2 separate regions of the Homo sapiens genome follow, and region 2 is linked to region 1. A link is an interaction called in ENCODE POLR2A ChIA-PET data of the cell type or tissue named here. Cell type or tissue: PC-9. All regions are shown on one strand.

Region 1 (8,000 bases):
GGTGCCTGCCTGTAGTCCCAGCTACTCGGGGGTCTGAGGCGGCTGAGGTGGGAGGATCACTTGAACCTGGGAGGTAGAGGTTGCAGTGAGCAGAGATCTCGCCACTGCACTCTAACATGGATGACAGAGTAAGACTCGTCTCAAAGTAAATAAATAAATAAATAAATAATACACAATCAGGGTTTCTAAGACTTCATTCTTGAAAAACTAAGCTGCCTTTTCTTTTATACTTTAAGTTTTAGGGTACATGTGCACAACGTGCAGGTTTGTCACATATGTATACATGTGCCATGTTGGTGTGCTGCACCCATTATCTCGTCATTTAACATTAGGTATATCTCCTAATGCTATCCCTCCCCCCACCCCGATCCCAGAACAGGCCCCGGTGTGTGATGTTCCCCTTCCTGTGTCCACGTGTTCTCATTGTTCAGTTCCCACCTATGAGTGAGAACATGTGGTGTTTGGTTTTTTGTCCTTGCGATAGTTTGCTGAGAATGATGGTTTCCAGCTTCACCCATGTCACTACAAAGGACATGAACTCATCATTTTTTATGGCTGCATAGTATTCCATGGTGTATATGTGCCACATTTTCTTAATCCAGTCTATCATTGTTGGACATTTGGGTTGGTTCCAAGTCTGCTATTGTGAATAGTGCCGCAATAAACATACCTGTGCATGTGTCTTTATAGCAACATGATTTATAATCCTTTGGGTATATACCCAGTAATGGGATGGCTGGGTCAAATGGTATTTCTAGTTCTAGATCCCTGAGGAATCGCCACACTGTCTTCCACAATGGTTGAACTAGTTTACAGTCCCACCAACAGTGTAAAAGTGTTCCTATTTCTCCATATCCTCTCCAGCACCTGTTGTTTCCTGACTTTTTAATGATCGCCATTGCAACTGGTGTGAGATGGTATCTCATTGTGGTTTTGATTTGCATTTCTCTGATGGCCAGTGATGATGAGCATTTTTTCATGTGTCTTTTGGCTGCATAAATGTCTTCTTTTGAGAAGTGTCTGTTCATATCCTTCGCCCACTTTTTGATGGGGTTGTTTGTTTTTTTCTTGTAAATTTGTTTGAGTTCATTGTAGATTCTGGATAGTAGCCCTTTGACAGATGAGTAGATTACAAAAATTTGATCTCATTCTGTAGGTTGCCTGTTCACTCTGATGGTAGTTTCTTTTGCTGTGTAGAAGCTCTTTAGTTTAATTAGATCCCATCTGTCAATTTTGGTTTTTGTTGCCATTGCTTTTGGTGTTTTAGACATGAAGTCCTTGTCCATGCCTATGTCCTGAATGGTATTGCCTAGGTTTTCTTCTAGGGTTTTTATGGTTTTAGGTCTAACATTTAAGTCTTTAATCCTATTAGGAAAAGAGGAAGTCAAATTGTCCCTTTTTGCAGATGACATGATTGTATATCTAGAAAACCCCATCGTCTCAGCCCAAAATCTCCTTAAGCTGATAAGCAACTTCAGCAAAGTCTCAGCATACAAAATCAATGTGCAAAAATCACAAGCATTCTTATACACCAATAACAGGAAAACAGAGAGCCAAATCATGAGTGAACTCCCATTCACAATTGCTTTAAAGAGAATAAAATACCTAGGAATCCATCTTACAAGGGATGTGAAGGACCTCTTCAAGGAGAACTACAAACCACTGCTCAATGAAATAAAAGAGGATACAAACAAATGAAAGAACATTCCATGCTCGTGGGTAGGAAGAATCAATATCGTGAAAATGGCCATACTGCCCAAGGTAATTTATAGATTCAATGCCATCCCCATCAAGCTACCAATGACTTTCTTCACAGAATTGGAAAAAACTACTTTAAAGTTCATATGGAACCAAAAAAGAGCCCGCATTGCCAAGTCAATCCTAAGCCAAAAGAACAAAGCTGGAGGCATCACACTACCTGACTTCAAACTATACCACAAGGCTACAGTAACCAAAACAACATGGTACTGGTACCAAAACAGAGATATAGACCAAAGGAACAGAACAGGGCCCTCAGAAATAATGCCACATATCTACAACTATCTGATCTTTGACAAACCTGACAAAAACAAGAAATGGGGAAAGGATTCCCTATTTAATATATGGTGCTGGGAAAACTGGCTAGCCATATGTAGAAAGCTGAAACTGGATCCCTTCCTTACACCTTATGCAAAAATTAATTCAAGATGGACTAAGCTGCCTTTATTATGAGATAGTGATTTAACAGATATTTGAGTCCCAGTTGCATGCTGGGTTAGGCACTAAAAGAGATTCTAAGGTGAATGAAATATAGACCTGCTAATAAGAAACGTAATTATTCATTCTTTAATTGAGCAACATTTGCTAGCCGTGTGACCTTGAGGCAAGTTACTCAGCTTTTTGTTGTTGTTTTTTTTGTTTGTTTGTTTTTTGTTTTTTGAGACAGGGTCTGGCTCTGTCATCCAGCCTGGAATGCAGTCTCAACTTCCTGGGTTCAAGTGATCCTCCCACCTCAGCCTCCGGAGTAGCTGGGACTATAGGTCTGTGCCACCATGCCCAGATAATTTTTGTATTTTTGGTAGAGACGGAGTTTCACCATGTTGCCCAAGCTAATCTCAAACTCCTGGGCTCAAGGGATCCACCCACCTTGGTCTCCCAAAATGTTAGGATTACAGGCCTATTATGGCCTACTGAGTAGGCCTATGCATGGCCAACTCAGCTTTCTATAACTTGACCTGTTTCGTCGTCTGTAAAATGGAGGTAATGATGTATCTCCTAGAGTCTTTATGACAATTAAGTGGGATAATATTTGCAAAAGGCTTAGAACAATGTGTGACACATAGGAAACCCTCATTTTTAGCTTAACTATTGCAAGAGGTCTTTATGTGCTAGGCTTGAGTATGTGAGGTATTAATGATTTGCTGTGTAACAAACTACCTCAAAATATAGCTGCTTAAAACAACAAATATGTATTATCTCATACAGTTTCTGAGGCTCAAGAGCTCTAGCTGGGTGGTTCTGGCTCAGCATCTTTCATGAGGTTACTGTTAGTGGTGGCAAATCCACACAGGTCTGCAGCAACCTCAATTCTTGCCTCCTCAGAAGAAAGAATTTGACTGAGGGGCATAAGGCAAAGGTAGAGACTGAGGCAAGTTTTAGAGCAGGAGTGAAAGTTTATTAAAAATCAGGCTGGGCGCAGTGTTTCATGCCTGTAATTCCAGCACTTTGGGAGGCCAAGGCGGGCGTATCACCTAAGGTGGGGAGTTCAAGACCAGCCTGACCAACATGGAGAAACCCCGTCTCTACTAAAAAAAAAAAAAAAAAAAAAAAAATACAAAATTAGCCGGGTGTGGTGGTGCATGCCTGTAATCCTAGCTACTCAGGAGGCCGAGGCAGGAGAATCGCTTGAACCCGGCAGGTGGAGGTTGCGGTGAGCCGAGATTGCGCCATGCACTCCAGCCTGGGCAATGAGCAAAGCTCTGTCTCAAAAAAAAAAAAAAAAGTTTATTAAAAATCTTTAGAATAGGAATGAAAGGAAGTACACTTGGAAGAGGCTCAAGTGGGCGACTTGAGAGATGAAATGTGCGGTTTGACTTTTTGACTTAGGGCTTTGTATGTTGGCATGCTTCTGGGGTCTTGTGTCCCTTCTCCCCTGATTCTTCCTTGGGGTGGGCTGTCTGCACGCACAGTGGCCTGCCAGAGCTAGGGAGGGGAGCATGCTCAGTGTGTTCACTGGCATTGTATGCATGCTCGCTTGAGGTGTTCTTCCTTACCAGTCAAATGTTTATAGAAGGTCATGTATCAGTTAAACTGCCATTTTGCCTCTTAATGTGCATGCTTGAGCCCACTTGCCCAATTCCTGAGATCTTATTGGGAAGCTGCTAAGTTTCTGGTGTTTCTGTTTATTGGGAGACTTTCTTTCCCTGGCACTGGCTGCAACCAATTATTATTTTAGAGAGACAGTTTAATAACGGCCTGACCATCACCTGATGGTTGCCTGACATTCCTGTTGTGGGAGCCTCTCTCCTGCTCTGCTCATGTCTGACTAGCTATCTACTGTAACATTTCAATGAGCTTGTTGACTGGGGCTGAAGTCATGGAGGGATTGGAGAATCTGCCACCCAGTTCAGTGGCTGTTGGCAGAGGCTTCAGTTCCTTGCACTAGGTCTCTCCATAGGGCTGTCCAAGATCAGGCAGCTGGCTTCACATGTAACAAGTGATGGTGGGGGAGGGCAGAGAGAGACAAGATAGAAGCTGCAACTGCTGCCATATTCTGTTCAGTAGAAGCAACTCACTAAGTCCAGGCTATACTGAATGGGAGAGGAATTAAACTTGAAGAGTATCAAATAATTCATGGACCTATTTTTAAAACTGCCACAGGTATGGAAAGAAAAGTAAGGGTTATCTAAGTAGACAAGAACAGATACGATAGGCAAAGGGTGTAGCGGAAACAAAGGAATAGAGATAATAAGAGAATTACATAGAATGCACTCTAGCATGGCTAGAGAATTAAGGTGATTACTTCTTCCCATTTTATTTTATTACCATTATTATCATTACTATTTGGAGACAAGGTCTTGCTCTGTTGCCTGCGCCTGAGTGCAGTGGTGTGATTATGGCTCACTGCAGCCTCAACTCCTGGGCTCAAGCAGGAGCCCAGCTAATGTCTTTTGTAGAGACAGTCTCACTGTGTTGCCCTGGCTGGTCTCAAACTCCTGGTCTCAAGCAGTCCTCCCACCTCAGCCTCCCAAAGTGCTGGGACTACAGGTGTACACCACCACACTCAGCCTCACTTATTCCCATGTTATTTCTTTGCTTGTTTGTTTGTTTTTTGTGATGGAGTCTCGCTTTTGTTGCCCAGGCTGGAGTGCAATGGCACGATCTTGGCTCGCTGCAACCTCTGCCTCCCGTTCGAGCTATTCTGCCTCAGCCTCCCAAGTAGCTGGGATTACAGGCATGCACCACCATGCCCAGCTAATTTTGTATTTTTAGTAGAGATGGGGTTTCACCATGTTGGCCAGGCTGGTCTCGAACTCCTGACCTCAGGTGATGCACCCACCTTGGCCTCCCAAAATAAAGTAATTTTCCCAATATATACAATTAGTAGATGGCAGATCCAGGGCCTGAAACCATATTTCTGATTATAGAATATTTGATTTTATCTCTATGTTGGGGTTCTCCTGAGAAACATAGCCAACAGGGAGGGTGGGTGTGCCTGTGTGTGGAGAGAGAGAGAGAGAGAGAGAGAGAGAGACAGAGAGAGAGAGAGACAGAGAGAGAGAGAGATTTATTTTAAGGAATTGGCTCATGCAATTGTGGAGGCTTGGTAAATCCAAGATCTGCAGTCTAGGCTGGAGACCCAGGGAAGAGTGGCAGTTTCGAGGCCATAATCAGTCTGCTAGCTGAATTCCTTCTTGCTCAGGGGAGATCAGTGTTCTATTAAGATCTTCAGCTGATTGGATGACACCTACTCTTATAAAAGGTAACGCTTTACTCAAATTATTCTGATTTAAACGTTAATCTCATCCATTAAAAAAAATAATAAAATTAAAAACATCTACTCAGAAACTCCAGAATGATGTTTTACCAAGTATCTGAGCACTGTGGCTCAGACAAGTTCACACATGAAATTAACTGTCTTACTACCTTATACAACAATGACAATTTACAGTTCAGACTGCAAAGGTCCTTGAATGCCATTTTGTTGGATTTATGAAAATTAACCAGTGGCTCTCTAAGAGATTTGACCTTCATCATCTGATACTGGCAGCAGGAATGAGGTGGGGTGGGTGTCCTATAGAATAGTTTAATTTCTTTAGGGAACGTGTGTTGGAATATTTGCCTATCATGCTTGATTTTCAACCTTATTTTGACACATGACAAATTGGATGTTTTTTCCTTTCAATACTTTTCCTTTTGGTCCACATATTTTTAGTAATTAATCATTTTTTATACATTTTACATATCTCTTTTTTCTTTTTTTGGGGTGGAGAGACAGGGTTGCTCTCTGTCGCCCAGGCTGGAGTGCAGTGGCACAATCTTGGCTCACTGCAATCTTGACCTCCTGGTCTCAAGTGATCCTTCCACCTCAGCTTCCCAAGTAGCTGGGACTACAGGAACATGCTAATTTTTGTAGAGATGGGGTCTCGCTATGCTGCCCAGGCTGGTCTTGAACTCTTGGCCTGAAATGATCCTCCTGCTTTGGCCCCCCAAAATATTGGGATTACAGATATGAGCCACCTCACCCAGCCATTTCATGTATTTCAATATAATGACTTAGATTTCAAAAATATTTTTCTTTGGCCAGGTGTGGTGGCTCACGCCTGTAATCCCAGCACTTTGGGAGGCCAAGGCAGGTGGATCACCTGAGGTCAGCTGGCCAACATGGCGAAACCCCATCTCTACTAAAAATTCAAAATTAGCTGGGCGTGATGGTGGGCGCCTGAGGTCCCAGCTACTTGGGAAGCTGAGGTAGGAGAATCGCTTGAACCCCAGAGGTGGAGGACATAGTGAGCCGAGATCGTGCCACTGCACTCCAGCCTGGGCGACAGAGCAAGACTCCATCTCAAAAATATATATGCATATATATGTATACTTTTTTTCTTTATTGTATATTCTCTCCTATTTAGTCTTTCTTAACTTTAACTTTTTCTTTCTCTTTGAGGCCTTATTTCAAGGCTTACTTTTAGATATCCCTTCTACCAAAGTGCAATGTGAATTTAGTAAAGATGACAGAAATGTAGGTGAGAACTAAAGGACCCAGTTTGTAGACCATCTGGACTAGGAGATTCAAAAGGTATAAATATTGTTCAAGCTTCATTTCTTTGCAGGCAGTGCATAAAAGAAAAGCTATTTCAACCTTGATGCTGGAGAGATTTCTCTCTGTAGCTAACATAGAACAGGAAACCTTAATATTTTTCTTGGTGCCTCAGAATTTAAAGTCACATTGGTCCCAGACTGTTGTTTTGGACCACTTGAAACAGCAGGAGAAAACACGTAATTGGGAGTGGGCTGGAGAATGTTATGAGGCCACTCAAAAGTGATCTGGATTATAAATCTATGCATACACCCTATTAGGAGAGAACAGGAAGCAGAATCTAGAAAACCAGTAGAGCAAAAGTTCTGATAAGCTAGAAGAAAAAGCAGAACCAGACTTGCAGAGTAAATGGGGGCCGAGACCTCATAATAGAGTGTAAAACAGAGTGAAAGGATTGGGAGCTAGTTTTATGGTTATATCCATATTCTGGTCAGTTGTTTTGTGGAAACCGCAAAAGGGAGGGTGAGCATCAGATGGTTAGTTAAAATCAGCAGTGTAGCCATTGTTTTGAAAGGGCTGGTTTCTGTTTTGCCTGTAGGGAAGGAAGCCTGATGGTGGTTAGCAAGGGAGAGGGTATAAGGAGTGGGATCTCCCATTGCATCATGGCCCTGGGAATGTAGTTTTAAGGTTTCTCTGTGGTCCTCTTGGCCAAGAGGGGGTCTTTTCAGTCACTTGGGGAGCTTTCCAAGAGAAGATTTTGAAAGTTTATTCATCTTTTTGTTTTTAATAAAATTAAACCATCTTGGAAAAATAGTTTCTCCTATTTTACCTTGAAAGATTGCCAGGTGTGGGCATTCTGTGAATTCTCTAAGTAACACATTCCAAAGGAATTTTCTTCTCCTTTTAATTGTGTTCCGGAAGCTATTATTAATAGGTTACTCATTTGAACTGTATGACAGCAGGAAATAAGACTCAAAGATCTAACCACACTAAATAACTCTTTGGATTAACCCATGTAGAAAATGATCAGCTAATTTTGACTTAAATCTTGCTTATACTAATGACCACTTGCATTTTGAAGAAAAAAATTAATCATATTCCCAAATCCACTACTCTAAAGTATGAGATAATTTCTATTCCAGAATCTTTTTGTTTTTGTTTTTAAGACAGAGTTTTGCTCAGTTCCCCAGGCTGGAGTGCAATGGTGTGATCTCCACTCACTGCAACCTCTGCCTCCTGGGTTCGAGTGATTCTCATGCCTTAG
Region 2 (8,000 bases), 140 kb after region 1:
CTGTGCAGAATGTATCCAGGGTGGTGTCTTAATCTTTGATTCTGGATGTAGAATGTCTTAAACTGCTTGTCGTTGTAAAACGGAGGTATATTTGACTGGTTAATTGCCAGATGACTAAAACCTTACTTTTTACTTCATTTTGGAGACTTTGAAGGCCTGATTCAGAGTTGAAGGCTCAGAGTTGAAAGAAACGTGGTAGACTTACAGTAGACTTCCCTCACACCCCAGGTAGCTCCCTCTTCATGTCAGGTGTGTTAAATGAGGCTTGTATACTTGTATGCCTACCATGTGACAGAAGCTGTGATTTACTCCTAACTCTCATCTTATTGCTAAAGACTTGGCTGGAGAAAAGCTAATATGCCTGCACGACATTCTTGTTCCCTTTCCTAGGAAAAGGCACCTAGACCTTACAGCAACAGGCCAGGATGGCATGGTCCTGGTGGAGTGGGAGCAGAAGCATAGAAGCACTTAAAGTACATCCCCCATGAGTATTCACTGTTCCCTGCCCAGGTAGTCTTAGGACCTCCTGAGTCCCATGTCCTGCCTGGGCCCATCTGTGAGGTGGGGGAGATGCATCTTCACTAGATGAAGGGCACAGCTAGATTTAGGATCTTGGCTTTTCTTCAGATATTATCCTCCAGGTTTCCTGATATACCTTGGAGCCAAGACTTGATAGGTGGGGATTCCACTCCAATCCATACCACAGACTAATTGTCTGAGGGAATTCTGTGTACTAGATACAGACTGAAAAGAGTTGGATTCCATTTACCTCTTCACCTGCCTCCACCCATTAACATAGATTAATCTCTCCTGAAACTTCTGTAGACCACTGCCACCCATGCCTCTGGGCTTGGTCAGTCATCCTCACATCTGCTACAATGGGCCACCTTCTAGAGCTGCTGGCCAATTTGGGAATTTTTAGATATGGTTCATGTTTTTTCACCCTACATTGCTTTAGGGTTGGGGCTTCTTACTATGCTTTAGGTTTCAGCTCAGAAGTTACTGTCTCACCTTCGGTCATCTTCCTTCATGGCTGGTCACCCTATGTGCTCCCCAAGATGCTCAGAAACTTAATGGTGTGGCTCCAAGCTTCAGACACCGACTTGTACTTGCTGAGCCTAGCAGAGTGGGAGGGGAAGCTGGGCACTAGGTTACATTCTCATTAGTCTTGCCAAGGATTTTGGACATGACCTGACATGTAGTAGGGAAGCTGTTAAGAATTACAGGTGATTTGCAGGTGTTTGTCATCAGACTTAATTTTATAAACTTGCCATTCTAGAAAACAAAGATGTCAGGAATCATGGGCAGGGGAAGCCATTTTGAGTGTCCAAGTCTTGGTGAGAAATGGAATAGGGTGGCAGGATTGGAAATGCAAAAAACATTTGAAGGACACAAGAGATGTAATCAATAGGATTTGGTGGCTCCTGAAATCCTTACCGGGAATATGGGTAAACATAAAGACAGCATAATGGAGGGGATCTAGTGTCCAGGTCCAAAGATAGCCATACTCAAAAGCACCCAATGATGGAGACATGTATAAGATACATGAGTAGCCATGGTGTAGGACTCAGCCAAATGAGTCATAAAGGTAACTTGGCTTTCACTGGCTAATACTTCAATATTCCACTGGCTTCAACTTTTAACATTAGGCCCTCTTTTATGCTGGACTACCTCTGGCATTGAGAGGTTTTATTTCACCATTGCAGCAGTACGACTGGGATATAATACCCAAACTTGAGTTGCAGAGTAAAACTGTTACCCAAAACTATAAGTTTCCAAATGCAAGGCTTTCTAAAATGGTGGTTTAACATAATGTAATACAACATAGGTATGTGGCCTGAGGTTGTAGCTTATAAACCATATCCATATATCAGACAAAACAAGACAGAATTCTGAAAGGGAGTCAAAGATAAAAACTACAATGTGACACTGCTAATAAAGTCTTGTAACCTTGTACAGATTGTAATCCTGGCCCTACCTACCATGATAGGATGTATATGTTGTCAGGTTAGCTTCTACCAACCTCAAGTGTCCTACAAGTTGAGCTTAGGTGCCTACTTGTATTCTGGCTAATCAAGGGGCAAGAGTTTAGTACTTGCAAGAGGATCTTTACCATCACCAGTAGTCTGTACCACCTGGTATTTAAAGGAAGCCCTTCTGATGTGATGCCAAATTCAACCACACGTGTAATATACTAGCTAACCTCATCAGATTGCCTCTGCTTCTCCCACTGTGTGGTGGGCCAACCATGCCTAACCCTTCTAAAGTTGATCAGCTGATTTAGACATCAATCTGGCTTTGAGTGTAGTAGTCAGATGTTAGCTACTGGCAGGTTCAGGTGCAGTTCTGCTGAGGAACCTCATGCGAGAACATCACCAAGAACATGTAGGGCTATGGAGCACTTGTCACATTGTGCAAGTTCTGGCCCCTGAGGCTAGTGTATTCAGTACCTCACCAGAATCCAGGTAAACAGCAGCTTGTCATCCAATTGTGTGGCCTGGGCAAGATTAGCAAAGCCATTTGTATTGTCTTGGGTCTTTGGGCTAGAGATGTAAATACAGGGCTTGGGCATGAGGTTACTCAAGCAGCCCTGGTGAAGTGTAGAAAAGTAGCAGGAAGTAACTAGCTCTTTTGTTTCCTGCTGTGGGTCCTCTGGGTAGGCCTGGATTCCCTGGGGTGGATTCAGTACTTACACGCGTGATCCTTGAGCAATGTCACATGGATGTGTGAAGCTTGGCACTGGAAGTCCCAGTTGCATGATATGTCGAAGATCAGTCAAGACAAAGCAGGGGTACAATAGCATTAAAAGATCAGGTTATCTGGTGTTTTCTGGGGAAGCATTTCAAAACTGAGGGGGGAAGTATCACTTGTCAGTAGGTAGGTGTGCCAATTATGGATTCTTTGGCTTAAAGTTATGAAGCCATGACAGTAAGACACTGTGGGCCCTAGGAGAAGTGAAGTTCTACTCCCTTAAGCCCTGGCTTTTTATTAGATTAAGAAACTATGGGATTCACTACTAGTTAGCTAACCCAGTACCCATATGTAACCCCTTTTCCATCACCAAAGTAGCTGTGAAAGGAATACATTGCTAAACTAGCCTCCAGAGAAGGTGAATGTAAGAGATAAGTCACAAACATAAGTCTGCTGGTAGGCTCCTGGGAAAGCTATTTATTTGACTAAAAATAGCATAGCAGATACTGCTCTACCCTGTATTTGTACCTGAAATATCCATGATATCTGGAGCTTAGCCATCTTGGGCCTTAGGTACAAGCATGTTGATAAATATCCTAAAGATCATAGGGTGAATAGGACCTGGTGACATCACTGTACAGTACAAATACCAGTAATTGCCTGTCTTCAGACTTGCTATATATGGAAAACAATCCTTGATGTTCAAGCCAACTGTTACTGTGTACGTCCAAATACATACCTGAACCACTGGATAAGACTCTAAATTTCAAATCTTAATTCATTCTCTTCCAAAGTTTCTGTAGTCCAGAAAAGGAAGAACAAGGCCAGGCTGCTTACTTGTATCATAACGGTTCTCCAGACTGGTCATTGAGATGAGGCAAAGGTAAACAGTCCTAAATATCCTTAGTCTGAGATGGACAAAGATGTACTCCCTTTATTTCTCTACCTAAAATGACTTCAACACTTCAGTTAAATTCAACAAACCTGAATTACTTTTAGGTTAAGAATTTTCAGGTAAAACCAGTTGACTCACTCTTCCACATGTACTTAGTTTTTGTTCTTCTAAAAGCTGACGCTGAGACAAGGATTTGGGTGTAAGTAACTAAATTGTGGGGGTGATGGCAGTAGCACACTGAGGGAGACAGAAGTGAGACAAGGCAAGTAAAACAAAACGTTGGTGAGAAGGTGAGCCCGGTGGGCAACTGGGCCCAATTCTGAGGAATGGTCTAGGTGGACTTCTGGGGGAAATCAACACATCCCTGCCCCTCACTCACTGATGGTCCTTTCCAAGGACTAATTGCAAGTGCTCTCGGCCTGCCCTGCATGCAGGCAAGCATGGTCCTATGGCAGGAGAGCACAGGCAGAGACGGATAGCTATTGGCATGTGTCTGCAGCTGACCGCTGGGTGACTTGAGCAAATATCCAAGAGGAGCTGAGTGTTTGGTGTAACTTGCAGCTAGATGCACTTGTGCCGCATATTGAGTTCACTTATTCTCAGCTTGAATGGTCACCATCTTGAAGAACCACCCTTTAGAAAGAAACTGCAGTAAAAGAGTGACAAGTGACACTCACCACAGCTGCAACTCATCCAGAGATGGTAACGATGTCCATCTCTTCTAACCACACATTCTAGAGGCTTTTCCATGCTCTGCCAATATCTATGCTAATCTTGATTGCTTACTCAGTAAAGTGACCCAGACGATGACTCATGAGAGGCCTGAGCACCTTGTACTTGTCAGACCATCATTGCTGCATAATCTGGTTCCTTACCTCATGGTGGCAACAAAGTACTGTGGTGAACCCCGTATATCTAGATATAATCCTCCCTTACATAACAGAACCTACTTGAACAGGATAGGCGTCAACTACCCCTGCCAATAGAATAACTCCTCTCTGCTTGATGGTCTACTGGTATGAAATGCCTAACCCATTCTACAGCTCCTAAAAGATGTATCTGCCTCTAGGGAATCAACAGCTCTGATCCTATGGGGGTAAGTTTGTGAGACAGGAAGCATTTCAGTCTCCAAGTGGGTCACCAGTATGTGACAGAGGCCATACATCTACTTCTTGGCTATTGGACACCATACTATAGTTTTGGGGGCCAAAATACTGTTATGGCTGCTCAACTTACAGTACAACTTCATATGCTACTGGGATACTTAAGGGTTGATATGAAAACAGGGGAAACCTCTCCCTAGTTGAGGTGCAAAAGCAAAAGTACTAGGTCTCTGGGTAAATAGCCAAAATGGAAAACTAGTATGGAAGGCGGCTGAGATCACATGGCTCCATCTGTGCTCAAGCTTCTCATGTTTCTTAGCTCATCTGGGATTCTTACTGCCTGAACCATCTACCAGGTGTTCGCTCATTTTCTTGGTGCCTTTTACCTCTCGGAAGTGGTTCCTCAGGTACTCACAGGGGTGAGGGGTTTGCATGCTTGCCAAGTCCAGTACATGTGGACTTGGCAGACTGTGGTTCAGATTTCTATTTATGGCCTACTGGGTGGGAACCCATCTCTTCCTGGGAAGAGGGTACTGCTGATTCAGGATGTCTTGGTGCTTTCACAACTTGCCTCTGCCAGATAGTGGCTCATGCTTTCCAGGAATTAGGGTAAGTTCACCTAAGAGCAATAACTTGAGCATATCCTGAGTGTGAGACACTGTGTGGCAGATGCACCTGAACGTGCTCAGAGCTAGGGAATCCAAGAGTGGCCAACCTGGGGGATTTGTTCCCTGTCTGTGAGGAACCTCAGGGCCCCTGGCCTTTGGAACATGGGCTGTATGGGGGATTGAGGCCCTGAGTTTTGGGTTAAATGAGTTGTCAGGTGGAAATCCTTAAGGGGAGGATGCTACGTGAACTGCATGCTGTTAGCAAGTGGTTGTGGCTTTCTTGCCTAGCTCACCACCACTGGGCTGTGTTACCTTGTCCAGCCCACTGCCACTGGACTGCAGGAAGGCAGACGTGTTATCCAGCCACTGCCACTGGACTGCAGGAAGGTGGATATCTTGTCCAGCCCACCGCCACTGGACTATCTGTATGTAATGCAGTTCTGTCCAGTCTGCTGCCGCTTATTCTGTATGTAAGCCCCCAGTGAAACTCCATGTCTTGTTTGCTAGTTTTGGGTCTCTTTTGCCTCCTGAACATGATATCTTCCCTATTGAGGTTAATAGGGGTTCAGCACAATGCCAGGGCCACATCCTTGTGGTCAAAATGGAAGCCCAGGAACCTCATAGGAAAAGGGGGTGCTCAGGTACAAATGGGCCAAGGGGCTGACAGCATCTTTAGCCTGTGTGGACTGATGCTGGGTGCATGGAAACTTGTGATAAGATAGGTGATATGAAAGACTGTCAGCAATTTGGGGTGGGTCTTAAGTCTGGGCTTTCAAAGTATAGATCCTAGGATGAGAATGTGAGGGAATAAGGATATAGAACCAAGTAAAATTCCATGTAAAAATCCTTAAGTTGGTAGAGAAGGGTGAGGGTAAAGAGGTGAGCAAACATGTGATAACTAAGCATAGTCCCATGGGTGGTAACTCTAGTTCATCATGGCTGAAGAACTCTGGAGGGAGAACAGGTCATACCTCACATGTTTCAGTAAGTGGCAAGGGAGCGAAATTACTTACACCCCCTCTCTCTGTCATTGGATAAAGCCAGTCACTATAGGGACATACCCCAGGCTCATTGAATTCTCTTTCTTTGGGCTGGCTCCCTGAGAGATGAAACAATGCTAGCTGTTAGCAGTAAAATCACCAGGAGCTATTGTCCCTGAGATGGGAGAGGGACCTACGGAGGTGTTGGCAGAACACTGGCAGTCTCTTGGGGGGGGTCTCTAGAAGCCTGGAGTTTGAAGGGAGAAACCCTAGTCTGTTCCTTCCTAAATGCTAAGAAATCAAACACGTTCTCAAAATGAGGTGCCATGGTTGTCATGAACTTAAAGCGAGACCAAGCAATGTGGTTTCAGTGTGAACTCCCCAGAACCTGAGTCATGTGAAACAAATGAAACATTCTCAGGAGAAACTAGTGGAAAAACGGAGGCAGAGCAGGGGTTGGGAAGGAAGCTAAGGCTGTGATCTCTAGCAAAAATCATACTACAGGCTATGCAGACTCCTTGGATCCCCCAGGGCAGCACTAGACTGCAGGATACACCTCAGCTGTGCATCTTCTCTTCATCACACTGACAGCCATTCATTAGTGACCTGGTTTGGAAGGTCTGCAATGGGTGATTCTGGCTGCATATGTGTGCGCACACAGGCAAACGGGTCTAAGAACCCAAGTGCAGTGCTGCAAAATGGCTGCAGGTGCTGCTGTCTGAAGTCATGCAGAGGCTAGGACTGAGAAAGGAAATGGTAAAAAGGAATGAGAAAAGTGGGCATGGCTTAAATATGGTTCACTAGTAACACCATATTTAGAAAGAAAAGTACAAAGAGTAGGTGGCAGGTAGAGCACTCTTCCCTTTTTAAAATTTTGGTAGTTTCTGGAACAGGTGGTTTATGGTTACATGGATGAGTTCTTCAGTGGTTATTCTGAGATTTTGGTGCACCTGTCATCTGAGCAGTATAAACTATACCCAATGTGTAGCCTTCTATCCCTCACCCCCTTCCCTTGAGTCCCCAGACTCCATTTATATCATTCTTATGCTCTGCAACATGCCTGACTGTCCTTAGAACATAACATCTCACAGCTTACAGGTTCATCTTTGGGCTTTATTCCAAGAACAAGACAACTTTCAAAATGGTCTCATGGGAATGTCTGCTTTTCCACGGCTCACCTGGCATCTTGGAAGATAGTGATATGGGAATTCCCAAGAGTTAGAATCTTTGCAAATAGCCTATTCCTGGTTTTCTTCAAGTAATAAAATCCTTAGCATCAGTAATGCAATGATTGGCAACCTTTGGCTACCTGGCCTATCTGTGCAGGGGTCCTGTGCTGCATTCTTAGTCACTTTAACTCCTAGGCATGATTTCAGGACTGTTTTTTGGGGGAACAGTCGGTGAATCTTCTGTAGAAATTGAAGTTCTGGAGGTACAGTTCCTACTGAAGACACTCCTGTGCTTGGCCCCCATTTCATGTTAGAACAGCAGCTTGACTAGCATGTTCACTGAACAAGTGAATCACATGTTTCTAACTGTCAGAGGATGGATGGGATTTCCAGGAAGCAGATCATCAGATGGAGGTGAGCCTCAGGAAGCTCACCAGGGAGTGGTCTTGGGCTCCACACCTGTGAAAGCGAAGGAAAGGAAGAAGTGGAGCTGTGATGCCTTCTTCAAAGAAGCTTCAAGCCAACCCTGTCAGGGGGTTTTGAAGCCAAGGTCC

The links. ChIA-PET counts read pairs that join two places held together with the same protein. Peaks named below come from ENCODE experiments on the same cell type or tissue, not always from the same donor. Only the 100,000 strongest peaks of a DNase experiment are listed, where the experiment ranks them.
Region 2: POLR2A ChIA-PET joins it to region 1 with 11 read pairs; 2 of 35 experiments call an interaction of 5 or more read pairs at or near these places.

The regions. Positions count from the first base shown.
Region 1 is chr4:77,085,913-77,093,912 of GRCh38, forward strand. No RefSeq gene overlaps it. Among named protein-coding and RNA genes, the nearest start is that of CCNI, 14 kb to the left of the region's middle. In PC-9, no CTCF peak of the experiment used is centred here; no DNase peak of the experiment used is centred here.
Region 2 is chr4:77,228,460-77,236,459 of GRCh38, forward strand. No RefSeq gene overlaps it. Among named protein-coding and RNA genes, the nearest start is that of CCNG2, 75 kb to the left of the region's middle. In PC-9, no CTCF peak of the experiment used is centred here; a DNase peak (open chromatin) is centred at 4,422.